Regions from separate parts of the Homo sapiens genome. Here region 1 is linked to region 2. A link is a loop called in an ENCODE intact Hi-C map of the cell type or tissue named here. Cell type or tissue: GM12878. All regions are shown on one strand.

Region 1 (8,000 bases), 330 kb after region 2:
ATTCTACCCCAAGATACAATTTTCCCATCCTCATAAATTAAAATGCAATTATACATTTTACTACAGATGTTTCATCCTGAAAGATGAAACTGGTACTTTCAAACAGTTCAAGAGTCACAGGAGAGATGTAAAATTGCAAAAGGTCAAGGATTTATTTTAAAATGTTAAAAAAAAATTAAGTATACCTGCTAGGCCATCCAAAAACTGATAAGCAGGGAGAGGAAAAGGACAGAATTGCCAGAAAAATAAGTAAATATGTAACAGCTATTCCCCAAATGAAAACACATTAAAGCTATAATTATATCTCTGGGTATCTGTTGACACAAAAACCCCACTATGCTCTTGAGGCTTACACTATCACTATCAACTACCAAATTGAAATCACAGCTGTAAACATAACTGGGAAACTTTATACTTTTCAAAAATATCCAGTGTGACACAGGGATAACGCATAAGAAGGAAAGCCAACAACATTTGCCAAAAATGTTCCTTCCCTCAATTGTTCAAGTTAAATCAAGACCGTAATTCTTTTTAAGACCACAGCCTCACTTTGTAAAATTCTTCTCAGATATAGATGAGAAAGAAATATCCTGACCTTTAAGAGATTGTCATTTTAACTCATGACACAGCTACCTAGAAGCCTAGAAGGCTACCAGCAAGGTCATATGAATAGATGGATAATGAGCATTCATTCTTTCCTTCATTCATTCAACAAATATTAAGTACCCACAATGGGCCAGGTGCAGTTTCTGAGCCCTGAGGATATATCGGTGAAAAAAAAGTCTCACACTTCAGGGTTAATGAGGGAGAGAGACAATACACCAACAAATAAATATGTATTACCAAGTGGTGGTAAGCAAGGCAGGATAAGAACAACAGGGAAATGGGGTGTATTTGATAATGCAGTCAAGCAAAGCCAGACAACCTAACTTTTGAGCAGAGACCTGAAGTAAGGGAGTCAACTATGTTAATATCCAGGGACCAGAGTTCTAGGCGGAGGGAACAGCAAATGCAAAGGCACTGAGGCTGGAGTATGCTTGACTTTTTTGAGACAGAGTCTCGCTCTGTCTCCCAGGCTGGAGTGCGGTGGTGTGATCTTGGCTCAATGCAACCTCCGCATCCCGGGTTCAAGCAATTCTCCTGCCTCAGCCTCCTGAGTAGCTGGGATTACAGGCACGCACCACCAGGCCTGGCTTTTTTTTTTTTTTTTTTTTTTTTTTTTAGTAGAGACGGGGTGTCACCATGCTGGCCGGGCTGGTCTCGAACTCCTGACCTCGTGATCCGCCCGCCTCGGCCTCCCAAAGTGCTGTGATTACAAGTGTAAGCTTGATGTTTTTAAGAAACAGCAAAGAGATCTGTCTGGCAAGGCTCGAAGTGAGGATGGTTGTTCGGAAGAGGGTTAGCCTGGCAGGCCACAGCAAGGCCTTCAGAGTTTACTTTAAGACAAAAAGCTATTGGAGGGCTCTAAGCAGAGGACTAACATGATCTGAATTTTTTAAAGGATTGCAAAGAGAAACACAAGTTCCTACTCATAAAACAAAGATGTATCTCTCATAATCTAGTTATAAGTCAAAGAAAAAAAGCATAGAATAAAAGTTGTGTAGTATGATAGCATTTTTGTAAGAAAAAACACGTATACATGGGAACAAGGCTAAAAGGCTTAATACCAAATTGTGATTTACTATGGTTTGTGGGATTATGGGGTTTTTTTTGTTTTGTTTTGTTTGCAATGCTTTTCTTTGTTTTTCAAGTTTTCTGCCTTAAACATGAATTACTTTGGTAATTTTTAATGTTATCTTTAAAAAGAAAAAAGCACTCCACCATGAGACTTCCCTTGTCTGAAATCTTACTTCAATATGAAAAAAAAAAAAACAAACTCAAAACCAAAAACCAAAACAACATGGGGAACATTTTTTTCCAAAAATTACCACACTTCCCATGCAATGTTTGCCTGTCATGAACCACTGCACAAATCAAGCCCCGCTCAATGTATCAAGGTCACAAAACCAACTTGGTTAATATGTTGATCATTACATAGTGGCTCTGTCCTCTACAGCAACTTTGATACCATCTTTCCAAGGCAGCAACAGAAGGGCCCTTTTCATTCATTTTCTATGTGTCTTTGATACTATTTTGCGCTTCTGGATTTTTCCACTGTATGTCTCTTAGAAACAAATTAAGCTCGAATAAGTTGTTCCAGCTAATGAAGTGCGCTTTTGGCTCCTTCTCCGTGGTTCAGAATTATCCGGCAAAATACCAATTGTTTTAGGATGCATTTTCTCTTAGTTTTGAAATATTGCAATACTAAGTTACCACAAATAAAGAGCATTGAGATAACAACACACAAGAACGTGTATAAATGGAAACTACTGTAATCCTTTTTTAAATTAAGGACGTGTGGACGCCTCATGAATAAACATTTAGGATATCTGGATAAATATATACTATGTGTTCACATAGATAAAAACAGAAAGGAGCATTCCTTCCTACCTCACTCCCCCACCCCAAGTCACATAAGTTTCTCGCAGGGCACAAGCCCAGGGCAATCACTGCTCAGAAATGTAAACCATGCAACTCAAAATGACTCAAGCCCTCAAACACTCCCCACCTAAGTCCTACATCCCATCCACTCCTCAATCACTTCCAACAGGCTTCCCTGAATGAAAATCCCAAACTGGGAAGGCTTAACAAGCTCCAAACTCCACTCACACGCCACTCAGGGAATCCGAGGACCTGGGGCCCACGTGTAGTGTTTTCGCGTGGGCAGACAAGGGTCCCAAGATTCAGGGTGCTACTGTACCCCGAGTGGTTCGAGTCCTGGCTCTGCCGCCTTCACTGGTCGAGCTGACGCTCTTTACACCGGGGGCATGGGCTGCCACATCCCAGCAGAGTGCAAGGGCCCTCGGGCGTGGACGCAGGCGGCTCTCGGGTGCACACGCGGAACGCACACTCGGGCATGCACTCTCACACGGTCAGGCGGGCCTGCGCGAACGCCCCCGCTTCCCCTCTACCACCCCCTTTTGCGCCTTCTACGATGGTGGCACGCGGGGCTACCCTGACCCCTAGGACCCCTGGACGCCCGCTCCTGGAGCCCGGGGGGTGATGACAGATGGCGGAGGGCGGGGCTCCGGGGGGAAGGGGCGGAGCCTCTCAGCATGGGGGTGCTGGCGGCTGACAGAAAGACCAGGGGCAGCCGGCGGGAGGGGGCTGACTGAGACTGCGGGCCGGCCGCGGGCCAGGCGTGGCGGGAAGGAGCTCGCGCAGACACAGGGTCTGACAGGCAGAGAGAGATACAGACACCGGGGACTGACAGCCGCGGGGGCACGCGGGGCCGGCTGGCCGTGGCGGGCGCTCACCTGGCAGCGGCGGCGGTGGCGGCGCCCGCGACCGGGCCGCTCTTCCCGCGCTGCGGGCCTCCCTCCCCGCGGCCGGGCGGGCGGCCGGCGCAGGCCCCGCAGAGGCGGCGGCGGCGGCGACGCCGGAGCCGCGGACTGCTGAGCGGCGGGGACGCAGCTGCACCAACCGACTCCGGGCCGCTCGGCTGGGCTCGGCCGCTCTCGGAGGCGCTCGGCTCTGCTCGGCCTTGCACGGCTCCCCTCGGCCTTGCTCGACTCGGCTGGGGGCGTGGCCCAGGCCCCCCAGTCCGCCCAGGTCGCCTCTGGCGGCCGCGGGGCGGGGCTTTCGAGCGGGTGCGAGCCCCCTGACGTCGCGGGGAGCGGACCTTGCCCCCGGCGCATGCGCCAGCACTCCTCCTCCCCCCTCCTCCCCGCCCCACCGTGTGGAGGCTGAAGAAGACGGGGAAGGAGGCGCTGGGGGCGGATGCTGCGGTCCCAGAGGTTCCTGGCTTTTGTACTCCATATCCTGCTCTTTCCAGAGGACCACTTAAAGAAGGTCACACCAGGTTACACTTTCAAAAGGATGTGTGTGTAGGCTGGCAGGGGCTCTCGCTCCTGTCTGCCCCCACTCCTCCAATTCCAGTGTTTCCCAACAAGCGTCGACTAGGAGTGGTCTTTTATCCAACCAAGGGTTCACTGCAATTTTTAATATTTTCTGTTTTCTTAAGAATAATAACAAAAAAACTAACTCTTGATCACTGTTTTAACATTGAGTCTTCAAGTACTTGAACTTTCAAACATCAGTCAGCCTCCTCGAGTCCACTAATACCGTCCTTTCTTCATAGCTGTTGTATAACCTGTAATGCCTGGGATGGGGTTGGGTTCTTTCCTGAATTCTCGTCACATGATCCAGGCACCTTTTTAGTTATGGAACCAAGTCTGCAGCAAATATGCTCAGAAAGTGGCTCCCACCTTTAGAATCCAGTGATTAGTAAACAGCAGGAGCTCTACGGTCTTGACACACCTGGATGGGAATCCCAGATCTGCATTAATCTAGCAGGTTAATAATTGTCTGAGTGACTTTGGACGTGTTAATCTCTCAACTGTAAAAGGGCAATGAAACATGAGTAAATCAGTAGAAATATTAAAAGGGTTAAATGACACCACATATAAAGATTTCTGCACAGTGCTTGGTGTTCAATAAGTAAGGCTGCCTTTAACTTCAAGTAACTTTAGAACCTTCAGATCCTGAAAACCAGGGAGCATATACACAAGTGTGAGCGATGTGTCCAAGTAAACAAGTCGATAGTCAAACACCCATACGTGGCACCTTAGCTTGCTCCTTTCACAACCTTCCCTACCTCAGTTCATGTCAACTCCATTCTTCTGATGACTCCAGACAAACCATTGGAGTCATCCTGGACTCCACTCTCCCTATCATATCCCACATGCAACCCATTAGAAAAGCCTGTCAGCTCTACCTTTAAAATACCCCTTTTCCTCTTTCCTGGAATATTGTAGTAGCCTCCTGCCTGTTCTCCACGATTCCACTGTGCTCTCATGGTGCCTTCTCTCAACACAGAAGCCAGAGGGATCCTGTTGAAACCTAAGCTCAAAAGCCCCCAGAAGGTTTCCCATCTCAGAGTAAAAGCCAAAAAAAAAAAAATATGGGGGCAGTGGGGTGGAGAGTGGGACACAGTCTCACTCTGTCTCCCAGGTTAGAGTGCAGTGGCCCCATCACAGCTCACTGCAGCCTCAACCTCCCAAACTCAAGCAATCCTCCCACCTCAGCCTCCCAGGTAGCTAGGACTACAGGTGCACGCCACCATGCCCACCTATTTTTTTCATTTCCAAAATGTGGTTTTTTTCCCAAAGGCTTCCAAGATCCTATGTGTCTGCCCTTCGTCCACTTATACTCTCCACCTCTCTAACTGCACCTCCTTCCACTCGGCCTCCTCATTGCATGCCAGGCACACTAGCCTCCTTCTTGCTCCTGGAATATGGAGGCTCACTTCTACTTCAGAACCTCTGTACTTGGTGTTGCTTCCTCCAGATATCAGAAAGGCGTGTGCTTTCCAAGTTTCTACTCAAAAGTCACCTCCCCAGACTTTCCCAGACCACTCTACTAAAGTATCAAGTCCCAACTCCAATCACTATCCTCTAAGCCTGCTTTACTTTTCTGCCTAGCCCTTCTAACCTGAATATCATCTATAATATCTCTGAAGGTGGGAACTTTGTTTTTCCCATCTTCAACATCTAGAACATGGGTCGACATGTTCAGGTACTCAATAAGTATTTCTGGGATGAATGAGAATGTATATAGGTTATACTGCTCCAATACAACTTCATTTATTCAACAAACTTTTCTGAGCATCTATTTTGATCCAGGCACAGTGGGATCCTGAGAAAAATGAGGTATTCTCCCGACCTTTGAGGAACAGTATTTCAGAGGAAACAGTCATGTAAAAAAAATACTTCTGGCCGGGCACAGTGGCTCACGCCTGTAATCCCAGCACTTTGGGAGGCTTAGGTGGATGAATCATCTGAGGTCAGGAGTTCGAGACCAGCCTGACCAACATGGTGAAACCCCATCTCTACTCAAAATACAAAAATTAGCCAGGCATAGTGAGGCGCACCTGTAATCCCAGCTACTTGGGAGGCTGAGGCAGGAGAATCACTTGAACCCGGGAAGCACAGGTTGCAGTGAGCGAGTTTGCAGCATTACACTCCAGCCTGGGCAACAAGAGCGAAACTCTGTCTCAAAAACAAACAAACAAAAAACTTCTGGGAGAAAATATGTAACAAAGATGGATGTGCCAACTGCTTTGGGAAGCACAGAGAATAGCATAATTAACAATATACAGGAGAGTGTGGGTAGGCTTCCCAGAAAAGGTGACTTTGGGGCCACATCTAAAGAGTTGTTGAGACAGAGATTCCAGGCAGAAGAAACAGCCATTTAATACCAGTGTTGGGGGGTATGTCACAAATGATATTTACACACAGAGGCATATTACTTTCCTTTAAAAAAAATTAAGCAGATTTCAGGTAATCCCTATAATAATGTCATTTGCACTCACATTCTAATGAGCTTTCTCAAGCAGTAAGGAAACTGCTAGTATAGTTAATGCAATAGTTACCACCTGACCTCTGTTTTATTGGAATGGGCTACACCTGTGAACTTTTTGTGCCAGGGTCCAGAGGCAAAGAACTATCTGAAGTTTGCTGGCTGCAAGGACCAGAAACCCATCAGACCAATTCAAGGAAAATAAAAGGGGACTTTATCTTTAGGCTTTGGGTGGGATGGATCTCACAGAGGCCAAGGGAAATAATTAGCTGGGATTTTGGATGGGCTGGAAGCAGAGTAAGGGGAGCCAGTATGACTCCAGCAAACTTGTTTTCTCTGCCTCCAGGTATTAATAATACAATGGGAAATGTGTCTACCAACCTCTCCCAAGTATGAGATACAATTCCAACTACCCAGAGACTAAAACTCCCTAATCATTCTAATCACAAAATCATGTAGAAAAGGCTCTAACTGACCCAACTTGTGGTAGGTACTCTCCTCCAGAACAGTCATGCCAGCTTACAGGCATGAAGTTCACCAGGAAGCCACCTCTGTGAATCAAGAAATGGCCAATTACCAGGAAAAGGGAAATTGTTTCTAGCTGAGGCGGTATCTTGAAAGAAGTCCCTCACAGAACTGCTGGTTCCACATAGTGGCAAAACCCCTGGGAAACATTTGGTAGTGACACAGGAAACAATTGTTGAGTTCTTGATTTCTGCATAGTAGGGAGGCCTTTTTTAAGTGGCAATAAAAAAAAAAGTTGTTTTTTTTTTGTTGTTTTGTTTTGAGACTGTGTCTTGCTCTGTCACCCAGGCTGGAGTGCAATGACATGGTCTTGGCTCACTGCAACCTCTGCCTCCCAGGTTCAAGTGATTCTCCTGCCTCAACATCTCAAGTAGCTGGGATTACAGGCGTGCACCACCACGCCTGGCTAACTTTTGTATTTTTAGTAGAGATGGGGTTTTGCCATGTTGGCCAGGCTGGTCTCGAACTCCTGACCTCAGGCAATCCACCAGCCTTGGCCTCCCAAAGTGCTGGGATTACAGGCATGAGCCACCATGCCTGGCCTGAAAGCTGTTTTTTTCCCAGCAAAAAAGGGGACAAAAACTGGGATGCTCTCCATAAGACCTCTGTAGGCACATGATAGGATTGTACTTCCTTACAATAGCTTGGATTTGTGAATAGCCATGTGACTTTCTTTGGTCAATAAAATGTGAGTAGAAGTACAGTCACACATTGCTTAATGACAGGGATATGTTCTGAGAAATGTGTGATTAGGTTATTGCTTCATTGTGCAAACATCATGCAGTGTACTTACACAACTTAGACGGTAAAGCCTACCATACTGAGGCTATATGGTATAACCTATTGCTCCTCGGTTACAAACCTGTACAGCATGTTACAGTACTGAATATTGTAGGCAGTTATAACACGGTGGTATACATCTGTGTATCTAAACATATCTAAACATAGAAAAGGTACAGTAAAAGTAGGGTATAAAATATTTTAAAATGGTACACTTGTACAGGGCACTTATGAATGGAGCTTGCAGGACTGGAAGTTGCTCTGGGTGAGTCAGTGAGGGAGTTGTGAGGGAATGT
Region 2 (8,000 bases):
GATTTGTGGCCCATGGTTTCCAACTACCTAGGAGTCTATAAACTGCATTGCTTGCACTAACCTCTCCCTTGATTGCTCTTAGCTTTCTTCTCCCATTTCCCCTTTGTCCCTGTTTCTTCATCCCCCTATTTTTTACTTTTTACTCTTGAAATTGTTAGTCCTTGAGATGAAATAGAAATGAGGGTGACAAGATTGCCTTTGAGAGTTAAATGCAGTTAAATGTTGTTAAATGCTGGGATCAGCCAAGCCTGTCCAGAGCAAAGAAGTGAAAAGTCTCCAGGTGGAGACAGAACAGCTTTCAGGTACCAATGTTTGATTGTAACCTGGGTTTGATGTGGTCCCTAGCAGGGTCTCCATTCCCCAGTCTGTCTTCCTCTACACACTCCTGCCTAGTGATTAATAGACCAGGTTCTGATCTTGGTATTTGACCACTTCCTCCTTCAGACTATGAAGGTTGACCACTTCCAAGGTATGTGTTTCCTGTAAGCAGAGACAAAAATCAGCCTGTCATTTAAATAAGAGAAAATGTATGACTTTTAGCTAAAATAATTGTTTTGGCCAGGTGCGGTGGCTCACACCTGTAATCCCAGCACTTCAGGAGGCTGAGGCAGGTGGATTACAAGGTCAAGAGTTCGAAACCAGCCTGGCCAACATGGTGAAACCCCGTCTCTACTAAAAATACAAAAATTAGCCAGGCATGGTGGCAGGCGCCTGTAATCCCAGCTACTTGTGAGGCTGAGGCAGGAGAATTGCTTGAAATCGGAAGGTGGAGGTTGCAGTGAGCCGAGATCAGACCACTGCACTCCAGCCTCGGCAACAAGGGTGAAACTCTGTCTCAGAAAAAAAAAGAATTGTTTTACAAGTATGATACTTGATTGGTTGCCAGTTGTGGAGGCTTCTGCACACTGGCAGCTGGAGAGTCTCCTGGTCATTTCTGCCTCATCCATCCTGCATGGTCTCCATGCCTCGGAGCCCAGACACAGTGCCAACAAGTCAGGTAAAGTGGGAATTGGGACTCTGATGTGGAAGGTGGATCTGGAACCCCGGGAACTCCAGTGTTTCTTTGCTTGGAACCATTTTATACTTTCTGCAGATCTAGAAGGCAGCTCCCCAAAATGGTCCCTGGGCCATTGCTTCTTTGGGCCAAATAAACAAACACTGTGCTCAGCAAGATCAAGACAAAATTCAGCAACTAGTTTCCTAAAGCTGTGTCTTATAACTCTCTTCAATTAATACTCTGTGTGTGTGTGTGTGTGTGTGTGTGTGTGTGAATATAATATAAATGTATGTGTAGGTATATACACACTTCTAGGCACAGAAATGCCTACCTATGTTCACCAATGGACATATGCTACAAGAGTAGTACACTAGTATACTCTTGTATATTACTCATGTATATATATATATATATATATATATATACACATAGATATAAAACAAATAATGCTAAATCCCAATTTAGCAAAAAAATTACTTCCTATTGAATCTTCCAAGCTTAAGTGCAACAAAATGTCTGATCAGATAAGAGTTTTTGGCTGGGCACAGTGGCTCATGCCTGAAATCTCAGCACTTGGGAAGGCTAAGGTGGGTGGATCGCTTGAGGTCAGGAGTTCAAGACCAGCCTGGCCAACATAGTGAAACCCCATCTCTACTAAAAATACAAAAATCAGCCAGGCGTGGTGGCATATGCCTGTAATCCCAGCTACTCGGGAGGCTGAGGATGGAGAATCACTTGAGCCCATGAGGCAGAGGCTGCAGTGAGCTGAGACTGCCATTGAGCTCCAGCCTAGGCGACAGAGTGAGACCCTGTCTCCAACAAAAAAAAAAAAAAAAAAAAAGAGTTACTAAGAATAAGCAGTTAAGTGATAGAAGGAGTCCCTTATGAGTTTATGAATTTGAGAGATTTACAAATTTTTGCTTAAATGACTAAAATCTTTTATTTGGGTTTTAGAAATGTTGAGCTGGATCCCTTTTCAGTGTCAATTATAAGATAGCAGGGCCAGTTCCATTAAAATCCCTTCCATTTATTAATAATAAAATCAATACATCTGCACATAAGCTCATCTGCATTGCAGGCCCATCCAAGAGTGATATCATCAGTACACATCATCCAGAAAGTCTACAGTAGAAAAGACAAAAAGTCTAGAATGAATACTGTAATGGTATGGAACAACTGGAATTGGCATACCCTGAGTGGGGCATGTAAATCGGTATAACTACTTCGGAAAACTATTTATTAGCAACTAATGAAGCTAAATCAATACAAAACCCATAACCCAGCAATTCCACTTCTAGGTACAGAGATGCCTAAGCTCTGTTCACCAAATGACATATGCTACAAAATCCATGGCAGCACTACTTACAATAACCTTCAAATGGAAGTACCCAAATGCTCATTGACAATAGAATAGATAACTAAGTTGCAGTATAAATTCACACAGTAAAATACAGCTATCCCTCAATATCCATGGGGGATTGATTCCGGGACTCCCACAGATACAAAAATTCAGGAATTCTCAAGTTTTTTACATAAAATGGTGTTGTATTTGAATATAACCTATGCACATCCTCCCATAAACTTTAAATCATCTCTAGATTGCTTATAATACCTAATACAATGTAAATGCTATGTAAATAGTTGTTATACTGTGTTTTAAGAAAATAATGGGCCGGGTGCAGTGGCTCATGCCGGGTGCAGTGGCTCATGCCAGCACTTTCGGAGGCCGAGGCGGACGGATCACGAGGTCAGGAGATCGAGACCATCCTGGCTAACACAGTGAAACCCTGTCTCTACTAAAAATAGAAAAAATTAGCTGGGCGTGGTGGCGGGCTCCTGTAATCCCAGCTACTCGGGAGGCTGAGGCAGGAGAATGGCGAACCCGGGAGGCAGAGCTTGCAGTGAGCCGAGATGCACCACTGCACTCCAGCCTGGGTGACAGAACAGGACTCTGTCTCAAAAAAAAAAAAAAAAAAAGAAGAAAGAAAGAAAGAAAAGAAAAGAATGACAAGGGCTGGGGGTGGTGGATTATGCCTGTAATCCCAGCAACTTTGGGAGGCCAAGGCAGGCAGGTCACCTGAGGTCAGGAGTTCAAGACCAGCCTGGCCAACATGGTGAAACCCTGTCTATACTAAAAATACAAAAATTAGCCAGGCATGGTGGCAGATGCCTGTAATCCCAGCTCACTGGGAGGCTGAGGCAGAAGAATCACCCAAACCTGGGAGGTGGATGTTGCAGTGACCCAAGATTGCACTACTGCACTCTAGCCTGGGTGAAAGAGTAAGACTCCGTCTCAAAAAAAAAAAAAAGAATGACAAGAAAAAAGTCTACATGTTCAGTATAGATGCAACTTTTTTAAAAATGTTTTTAATCTGTGGCTGGTTGAATCCATGGATGCAGAATCCATGGATACGGGGGGCTGACTGTGCACACCAAGTATAACCAATCAACAAGGACGCATATCAATGTGGATGAATTTCACCAACATGACATTGGGCAGAAGAAGCCAGACACCGAAAAGAATATACACAGCGTGGCCAACATGATGGAAACCCTGTCTCCACTAAAAATACAAAAAATTAGCTGGGCGTGGTGGCGCACACATGTAGTCCCAGCTACTCAGGCACGAGAATCACTTGAACCTGGGAGGCAGAGGTTGCAGTGAGCCAAGATCATACCACTGCACTCCAGCCTAGGTGACAGAATGAGACCCTGTCTCAAAAAAAAGAAAAGAATATACAGTATGATTTCAAATATATAGAAGTTGTTACCCTTGGGGAGGTAGCGAGTAGAAGGAAGTATGAAGATGAAGGTGTCTGGGATTGCCAGCAATGAGCATTGGTTGCATGGATATGTTTAGAATGGAAAATTCTGAATATATGTGAACCTTCCAAAAAAAAGTTTTTAAAGTTGTATCAGTTCATTACAGTACAAATGTAAAATTAGGGGAATTGTTTAGGAGTACCCCTCTTAGACCCCTAATTAGGAGTTGGAGGTCTCAGTCTGTGACCAGGATTAGAGTTCGTTCTATGGCTGGAATCTGGGCTCAGCCAGGATAAGGTTCTGTGTGGATCCAGTACTAATCATCGCTGCATCAGGGCTCTGCCTGGCAGGAGGGCTCGGGAGCCTTTGCTCTGTGTCCACAGCTCGACTGCTGCCGTTCCAGGATCTGACCACTTGATGTCTCCACTTCACAAATTGCCAAGTGAGGAAAGAGCTGGATAGAGCTGCCTAGACACGTACCGGCCCTGAGCTGGGATAGGTTGGAGGCCATAGCTCAGGGAAAGACTTGGAAACTGCAGAGAATGAATCCAAGTGGCAGCAAAGCTGGCTGGGCTGGGGCTGGGGTCCAGGCCCCATGCAACAAGGGCAGCCATGGGGACCACAGAGGCAAGTCCAGCTCAGAAGCCCCCAGCTTTGCGCCTATCTCAGCAGCACTGGTCGGTCATTCATTCAGTGCTTCATGAGCTCCCGCTCTGAGGAGGAATCAATGGAATCAATGGAAGGAATCACTGAGGAATCAATGGAAGGCAAATAGGGCACAGTCCCTGGCTTAATGGAGCTCACAGTCAGGCATACACCTCCTTTCTCCTTTCCATCTTGTCCCTGCCTAGCACGCCCAGCTCCCTCCAACCCAAAAGAACCTCCAATATTAGAATCTGCCCCCCACCAACTCCTCAACCAGGATCCCATTTTTCTTCTTTGTTGTCTGTCTCCCCGACTAGGGCAGATGTCTAAGGAGCAGGGCTTTCATCTGCCTTGTAGACCCTGGTGATCTCAGGGTCAGGCCCAGATGACCAACAAATATTCATTGAATGAAACTTGGATAGCAGTGAGGTGTTCACATCATCTCTACAGAAACAAACAGAACAGAGCAGGGAAACTTCCTCTGGGTCTGTGGCACCCAGCTCCCCAGACCTTGCAATTCTGGAGGAAGCCTCAGACAAGGCTTTTTGTGGGGTGGGTGTGGGAACCTGAGTAGGACTGAGAGCTGGAGGTTTCAGGGCTGGGAGGGCTGCATGACAGAAGGTGCTATTAGCCCAGCTCATGAACACTGAGCAGTTCCACTTCCCCCTTTTCAAAGTAAGCATGGTGGGGGAGGGAAGAGACAGGCCTTGTATCACCCCTTGATAGGCCCAGGGACCTAGCTATTAAAAACAGGAAATATGAGCCAGCAGAGAGTAAGGAGGAACTAACTGGGGGTGCCCTGTCTGCCTCCAACTACAGGGAGCCTGCCAGCTACCTTAATTCAGTCTAGGCAGATGACAGAGAACGAATAGACCAGCTTGACTGAAGCCTCCTGAGAGCCTGGGAAGGAGACCCAGGACATGAGTCTGGGCATGACTTTGGAGGAGCAGGTTGTAAGAAAGGGGATAAAGAGCTAGAGCTGCAGGCAGCTACTCCCTAGAGGAAGGAGGAAGGAGCAGAAGCCTGAGACACAGACTTGGATGGCCGTGTGGATGTGAGCAGCTGTCCAGGACCTTCAGAGGACCAGTTTGAGCCCATTTATTGGGAACCAAAAATGAGGATATCAGGATGGACCTCCAGCACCAGGGTTTACACTCTGCCACCCACTATGCACGGCCAATCAACATTCCCAGCACTGTCCAATAGAACAGTGCAATGCTGAAAATTTCTATAGCTAGGTTTTCCAATTTGGTAGTCATCGGACTCATGTAGCTAGTGGCTACCATATTGGACATCAGAGCTCTAGCCCCATGTGTAAGGTGAACAAAGAGCTGCCTTCCAATATTTCTTTTATTCCCTCCCACTCCTTCCATTCTTTCACACCCTCCTCTTGTGCCTCAGGCTATCAGTCAATAATTATATTGTAACGAGTTGAATTTCATAGGCCATAAGCTCATGTAAAATGAATATATAAAGTAACTTATTTTTGTATAACTGAATTTCATTTCTATCCCAAGTGCCCATCCAACCTAATGGCAGAGATTTACTGTAAATAAGTTCAGGTTAAATGTGGTCAAGTGACTGCTTCCTCCCTCTCTTCCTCCAGAGTGCATCTAAGTCTCTAGACAGGTCAGAGTGTGTAGCCAGCACTCAAGCATTGGGAAGAGGGGCATTTGGAGCCTTAGGGCCCACTGTCTATGCTAGGATTAAACTATCAGTCCTTGTCCTATTCATTTAATCTTCAAACTTCATTTCTGGGTTCTTCGATTCTTCCCTTTCCTGCAGGGGCAGTAGGAAGAGCTCCAGAATCCCTTCTTAAAAACTTATAGCAGCATCTAACTCTACTGTTCCACCTGTCCACATATTCCCATACTTTCTATCCCTTTGCTAATAAAAATAAAAGCAGCTAACATTTATTGAACATTTTCCATGTACCAGGAAAATTCTAAGCACTTTATTTATTTATTTATTTATTTATTTATTTATTTATTTACTGAGATGGAGTCTCACTCTGTTGCACAGGCTGGAGAGCAGTGGCACCATCTCAGCTCACTGCAACCTCCACCTCCTGGCTTCAAGTGATTCTCCTGCCTCAGCCTTCCAAGTAGCTGGGATTATAGGCACCCACCACTATGCCTGGCTAATTTTTCTTTTCTTTTTTTTTTCTTTTTTTTTTGGAGACAGGGTCTCCCTCTGTCGCCCAGGCTGGAGTGCGGTGGTGTGATCTTGGCTCACTGCAACCTCCGCCTTCTGGGTTCAAGCAATTCTCCTGCCTCAGCCTCCCAAGTAGCTAGGACTACAGGTGCCCGCCACCATGTCCAGCTAATTTTTTGTATTTTTTTTAGCAGAGACAAGGTTTCACCCTGTTGCCCAAGGTGGTCTTGAACTCCCAAGCTCAGACAATCTGCCTACCTCAGCCTCCCAAAGTGCTGGGATTACAGGCATGCGCCACCATGCCTGGCCCTAATTTTTACATTTTTAATAGAGACAGGGGTCTCACTATGTTGGCCAGGCTGGTCTCGAACTCCTGACATCAAGTGATCCGCCCACCTTGGCCTCCCAAAGTGCTGGGATTACAGGCATGAGCCACCATGCCCAGTCTATTCTAAACACTTTAAAACAACTAGCCCATATAGTCTTCCCAACAACTCCCTGAGGTAAATACTGTTATTATCCCCATTTTGCAGATCAGAAACTGAGGCACAGAGAGGTAGTGTGAAAAAAGCTCACACAGATAGTATTCTTATTGAGGCTGTGGATGTGTTAACTAGCTTGACTTAATTCTTCCACATTGTATTCATACATTATAACATCACTTTGTACCTCACAAATTTATACAGCTATAAATTGTCAATTTACAGTGAAAAGAGTTTTGATAGATTTTGCTATTTAAAAAATAACTAATAAAAAAGAAAGCATTCTTGGGCTAGGATCTCAAAAGCCAGTATTACAGATGCATTTACTTAGCAATACAACTTCCATGAGTCAATCCCAAAAATACTCTGGCAAATGTCTGACACAAGCCTCTTTGTTACAGCACTCATTGTAATAACAAGGGGCTAGAAACTACCCAAACATCCATCAACAGGGGATTATGTGAATAAATTATGATATATTTACACAGTGGAATACTATGAAGCCATAAAATGGAATGAGAGCTATCTTTGTATACTGTAGTAGAGTGATCTTCAGAATATATTGCTAGGCTGGGCATGGTGGCTCATGCCTATAATCCCAGCACTTCAGAAGCCTGAGACAGGAGGATCACTTGAACCCAGGGGTTCAAAACCAACCTGGCCAACCTAGTGAAACCTTGTCTCTGCAAAAAAAAAAAAATTGAAGGAAAATTAGCCAGGCGTGGTAGTGCACGCCTGTGGCCCCAGCTGTTCAAACGGTTGAGGTGGCCAGATTGCTTGAGCCCAGGGGATTGAGGCTGCAGTGAGCCATGTTCACAACACTGCACACCCGTCTGCGCAACAGGGCAAGACCCTGTCTCAATAAATAAATAATAAATAAAATATAAAATGTATATACATATATTATATATATATAGTTAAGTAAAAGAAGAAAAGTGTATGGCTGCTAGCATTTATGT

What was found. Peaks named below come from ENCODE experiments on the same cell type or tissue, not always from the same donor. Only the 100,000 strongest peaks of a DNase experiment are listed, where the experiment ranks them.
Region 1: it touches region 2 in a loop (2.9-fold over the local background); 2 of 110 quality-filtered maps call a loop at or near these places.

The regions. Positions count from the first base shown.
Region 1 is chr20:41,314,153-41,322,152 of GRCh38, forward strand. It overlaps ZHX3 (zinc fingers and homeoboxes 3), which reads right to left and starts at 3,579. Exons shown (of 4, transcript NM_001384317.1): 1 at 3,357-3,579. RefSeq lists silencers at 3,099-3,388, 3,399-3,848 and an enhancer at 3,959-4,008. In GM12878, no CTCF peak of the experiment used is centred here; a DNase peak (open chromatin) is centred at 3,679; H3K4me3 peaks cover 2,065 bases; H3K27ac peaks cover 847 bases.
Region 2 is chr20:40,986,535-40,994,534 of GRCh38, forward strand. All of the region lies in intron 1 of LOC100128988 (a long non-coding RNA gene), which reads left to right. Among named protein-coding and RNA genes, the nearest start is that of TOP1, 38 kb to the right of the region's middle. RefSeq lists enhancers at 4,231-4,320, 4,381-4,540, 4,561-4,610. In GM12878, a CTCF peak has its summit at 4,181; DNase peaks (open chromatin) are centred at 409, 4,186 and 5,067; H3K4me3 peaks cover 1,203 bases; H3K27ac peaks cover 2,500 bases.